Linked DNA regions of Mus musculus: region 2 is linked to region 1. The links are chromatin loops, found by intact Hi-C in ENCODE. Cell type or tissue: heart. All regions are shown on one strand. Region 1 holds the start of Rps21 (ribosomal protein S21). Region 2 overlaps Taf4 (TATA-box binding protein associated factor 4).

Evidence for each region. Hi-C counts contacts between places; a loop is a spot of excess contacts. Peaks named below come from ENCODE experiments on the same cell type or tissue, not always from the same donor. Only the 100,000 strongest peaks of a DNase experiment are listed, where the experiment ranks them.
Region 2: it touches region 1 in a loop (3-fold over the local background); 1 of 42 quality-filtered maps calls a loop at or near these places.

The regions. Positions count from the first base shown.
Region 1 is chr2:180,255,813-180,258,312 of GRCm38, reverse strand. It overlaps Rps21 (ribosomal protein S21), which reads right to left and starts at 934. Exons shown (of 6, transcript NM_025587.2): 1 at 866-934; 2 at 630-692; 3 at 462-525; 4 at 256-327; 5 at 28-83. The coding sequence starts at 679. It overlaps Mir3091 (microRNA 3091), which reads right to left and starts at 777; the gene lies at 702-777. In heart, no CTCF peak of the experiment used is centred here; DNase peaks (open chromatin) are centred at 1,172 and 1,912; H3K4me3 peaks cover 2,301 bases; H3K27ac peaks cover 2,275 bases.
Region 2 is chr2:179,943,439-179,945,938 of GRCm38, reverse strand. The region is part of intron 1 of Taf4 (TATA-box binding protein associated factor 4); the gene reads left to right. Among named protein-coding and RNA genes, the nearest start is that of Taf4, 32 kb to the left of the region's middle. In heart, no CTCF peak of the experiment used is centred here; no DNase peak of the experiment used is centred here; H3K4me3 peaks cover 287 bases.

The DNA.
Region 1 (2,500 bases):
CAATGTGAGATTGTCCCCCACACTTACTTTGAGACAATTCCATCAGCCTTAGCCAATCGGAGAATAGAATCATCTGACTCGCCCTTTAAAATTAAAAATAAATACCTGAGTATCCACACAGAGCTGGCTCCCTGCTTAGCAGGCAGAGCATGCACTATTAAGCCCAAAACCATTCCCACAGGAAGAAAAGGACACCACCATCAGAGCTCAGATGTCACATGAACAGTACAAGGCAGACCAGGTGGTAGAACTCACCATCCTGCGAATGGCCCCGCAGATGCCATAGGTTTTAAACTGGCCATTAAACCGGCCTGTGGTCCTATCAACCTGGGTTAAAAAAAAAAAAAAAGAGGTTGGAAGATTCGACCTCACCCCGATGTTAGTAAACACACCAAGAGCCAGGCTGAGGCCTGAGGGCCTCGTAATTCCTTCCCTCAGGAACCGTCAGGTTCCCAGCTCACCTCGGCCACGTTCATCTGGATGGACGCGTGGTCCTTGGCAGCAATGATGCGGTTGCTTGCGGAGCTGGGTAAAGAGATGCACAGTGCGTTTAATAGGTCGCAAAAGAACAGTGGATGAATGGGAGCGGGGAAAGCGGGCGCGAGAATGACGGGCCCGCAGATGCTCACCATTTCCGCGGCACGTACAGGTCCACAAACTCGCCGGCGTCGTTCTGCATCCTGAGGCCGTCCCTGCAGAGTTACCACGCAGGTCTTGAGACTGGTCAGGCCCGCACTCCGAGTCTGCGGGCCCAACCAGACCCATGGCCCGCAAGCACTCTCGGCCATGTGACCGCGACCTCCCCAACTGCGCCCAGCCCGGCCCAGCCCGGCCCCGCTCGCACACAGCCCGCACCGAGGCCTACCTGCTCACTTGTCCAGCGAGAGCGCAGAAAGGAAGTAGCTCGTGCCTCCGCAGCACTATTGGGCAGGAGGGCGGGTCCTCGGTAAGTGCTTCCGGGTCAGGGTACTCGTATCCACCATACCGGAGGCCTGTTTGTGTGTTTTAACTTCCGCTTCCGGTGCAAAGAAAGCCTGGCTCTTTCCGCACAAAGCACAGGCATCGGTCCCTGTCTCCGCCTCCAGCCAAGACATGCCTTCTTCCTCAGGCCCCGCCTCCATTGCGGAGTCCAGCCCCTCCGTCCTCCGCTGGAGAGGTTGGACTTGGCTTGTCTTCCAGCCGCCCTCGAGGCTAGCTTGTCAGAGGGAGCCCAGCCGCTGCTGGATCCCTGACTCCACCGACCTGAGGCGCCGCCAGAGCCTGGGAGGGGAACGAGCGTGGCGGAGGGAGGCGGGAACGGGAAGACCAATCCTCCGAAGAGGAAACTGAGGTTGGATCAAATGAGCTGGACCGCTGGCTTTCCGCTGCACATTCATTCTCTTCAAGAACCCCCTACTCACCCTGCGTCCTTGCCATCCTGCCCCTCCTCGCCCCAGGCCCTGCCCTACTCCTCTGGCTCCAGCCGCCACCCGGTCCACACGCCTAGGGAAGTGAGTCTGGCCTGAGAGTGCACGCCTTTAATCTCAGCATTCGGGATGCCGAGGCAGGTGGATTATCTATTTGAGGCCACTCTGGACTACACTGAGTTCCCGTCTCGAAAAAGGAAAGTTCCCAGACCACAGTCACCATAATGCTCAGTAAGCCTCTTTGTTTACGAGGTCAGAGAGCAGCCCGGACACAAGACTGCCCACGCTGTTGACGACTCTCCTGAGATTACATTTCTCCGTGAGTGAATCCACTGCTCACTCATCTGTAGAACTTTATGCCTGATATCTCTCTGGGACTGGAGCTGCAGTCTGGAGCTGGGACATACACCCAGTTACATGGTCTTGGGGAGAACCTCCCTGCCATGTGCACACTGACTGGTGATCACCTTCCAAGACTGTCTGTCACGGGGTCTGGTGAAACCGAGGCTACACTTTCCTCCTCACACCTGGAAACCAGTAGTCATGTATGCATTAAGAGTTCCCGCGCAGGGCGTGGTGGCGCACGCCTTTAATCCCAGCACTCGGGAGGCAGAGGCAGGCAGATTTCTGAGTTCCAGGCCAGCCTGGTCTACACAGTGAGCTCCAGGACAGCCAGGGCTACACAGAGAAACCCTGTTTTGAAAAAAATAATAAATTCCCGCGCAGCAGGGGTTATCTTTCAGATTAGGCACAGACACCTTACCCAAGCACCTGTTTTCACAGAGAGCTCCTTTAAATGGGGGTGGGGAAGAGGAGTTAAAGTGGCTGTTTTCTACTTGGTCAGAAAAACACAAGCAAATGACCTTGCAGGTGTAACTTTTAATAAGAGAAAAGGGGGGTTCCATGCTAGACCGGGCTGCACAGTGGTGTATTTTGATTGGATAGGACTTTTAATAGCTGGACTTTGGTAGTCAGCCTCACGAGGAGGAAGTGACCATATAAGGGAGTAGAGTTTGGTGGCTAACTTTAAGAATGGAATCTATCGTGGTTTTTTTTTTTTTTTTTTTTTTTTTTTTTTAAGCAAGGCAAAAGGA
Region 2 (2,500 bases), 310 kb after region 1:
GAACTTGCTGGAGTCAAAGCGCATCATGCCTGCTCAGGGCCCACCATGCTCTGTTATGGTCTTGAGGACAATTGTGTGTGGACTTCAGAAGGTATCTTGGAGAGGCTGCCTGAGCTTTCAGAAAGCACAAGTCTTGGGTGCTGTCATATACTGATAGAATGTCACTGTCTTTGTTAGCCATGGTGGCTTTAGCCACTTAGTCTCTTGTAGCCTTTCATTCCCTGGTTGACCTTGCTTTTAAGCTGGCCTAGGGCTGAGTTTGAAACAACCTCTTTGAATGCAGAAATAATTCTGCCTTTTTAGCTGAGCACTTTCTGAGAAGAGGCATGATTAAGGAAAAGTGAGAGTGGATGCTGCTGAGCTCGAGGTGGAGAACTGTCATTGCTGCCATGAGGGACATCGTGATAGTGTAGGGCTTTTGAATTCTGTGTCTAACACATTAAAACGGATCTCGCTCAGCATGAACTCTGACGTGAACAGGCTGTGGCTTTCCGCCTTAGAGTGGCGTGGTCTCATGGGAGGGCTCTGCATTGGCCATCCTAATGGTATACACAGAAGGGTGGAAGTCATATGGCAGCCATTCATTGTATTGCATATTGGCTAGAGTCTTCTCACCAGTGTCTGTTTTGTTTTGAGGCAGTATCTTGCTTCATAGCCTAGGCTGACCTCAAACTCACTCACCATGTCTTTCTGCCTTTCTAGTGTGCGACTTTGTTTGCTCATGTGTGCTTGTCCTGCCTGTCTACTCAGTCGTTCCCTCCCTCCCTCCCTCCCTCCCTCCCTCCCTCCCTCCCTCCCTCCCTCCCTCCCTCCACAGCCACAGAGTAGCAGCAGTTCAGGTGCCCCTTGCCTTGTTTCCTTTTCAAATGGGTCTCATGAATCTGAGGCTGGCCTCTAACTTGCCATGTAGCTGCATGGCAAACTGGAGGTCTTCCTGCCCACCTCCTGAGTGATGAGGGGAGAAAGCAGGGTTGTGTACATGCCAGGGACACCCTTATCTGCAGCCCAGCTCGGATCTCTTTTGAGGTCCATTTTGTGTCTAATAACTGCAGATAGAATTCATAATAATCACTCATTGAACAATATGTAATTTAGATATTTGTAAACATGGCATTAATGCTTGGGGGGCAGCCAGTGCATGCAACAATTTATTGTCAGCTATTTTATCCTGCTCTGAAAAGAGCAGTTAAGTTTGTGGTGGGAAGAAATGCACATGTTGCAGAAGCCGATTGGAGGGAGCAAAGATTTCTGTAAGTTCCAACCCTTTCCCTCTGGGAGCTGACTTGGAGAGCAGGCATAGCTAGTGACTGTGAGGGACTGTCTGAAGAGGCTGCTAAGAGGTTCTGTGACTGCAGCTGGAAGCCTGTGAGAGTGCAGAGGACACTCCTGATGCTTGGAGGCTGCCATTGAGAAAGGAGGCATAGGGCCCGTCGCTGCTCTCAGCAGCTGGAGTTCAGTCCTGCGACGGGAGGGAGGCATTGGAGACCTACCTGCTCCTGACTGAGGTGACAGGCAGCTACAGCTCAGGCAGGTGCAGAAGCTGGAGTGGAAACTGGCTGTGTGACGATGGAGTACGGAGAGGAGGGGCAAGGATTAGGAGAGTGCAGCTCTGCTGAGGTAAACTGGGATGCCGTGTGTGGTTTTAGTGGGGAGTGAAGGCTGGGGAGAAGTGTTGGGAGAGAGAAGAGTAGGTTTGGCGTCAGGACCTAGATTTGGGGTTTAGGATGAGTAACCAGGAAGCACCCTGCAGAGAAGAGCTGCTCCTTGAGGGTCACAGGTCCCTGAGTGACAGGCAGACTGTGGCAGCAAGTCTTGGGATGAGTTTGAAAGCTGAGGCCATGATAGTGAGGGGCCTGTTCAGGTACAGTATTGTCTTGTGGGATTCACTCTGTGACATACCTGTGAAGCACAAAGCTGGATTTCTCTTGACCGCCACGCCGTCCATTCCAGATTTGCACACGGGACTGGTTATCTTACTCTTTACTCTGAGTTGGGAAAGGGCTGTGAAGTGTTACTTGGGTTCATGTGCATGGCTCTTCCTTGTGTTGTCATTTCGTTGACATGGCCACAGACTGCTTAGTTAAATGCATTGTGAGTGAAGCCCCACAGGTTCTCTCTATGGGGTGGGCTTGATGGGCAATCCTGAGGACGCAGACTGCTCTGTAACCAATATCAGTTCTCAGGTGATCCCAGAGCCAATGCCTAGAGAGAGTGCAAGCTGGAAAGAAAAAGAGGCCTGGTTGGGCTCTTCTAGGACCTACTGTGTGGCCTCCTTGGGTCAGCACATAGCTGCTGTGAGAACTGCAGCCCACTTTCTGGGCTCTTGACATCAGCTTTCCGAGGAGGAGAGAAGCAGGTGTGGGAGCAGTCTTTTCTGCTGGGTCTCAGGTGCACTCTGCCTGGCTTACTCAGGCATGTCCTCCTCGGGCATTTCTGGGGTCTCTGTCATTAGAGGACTCCTGTGCTATTTGGCACTTTGATTGGGAGCTCATGCTGAGGT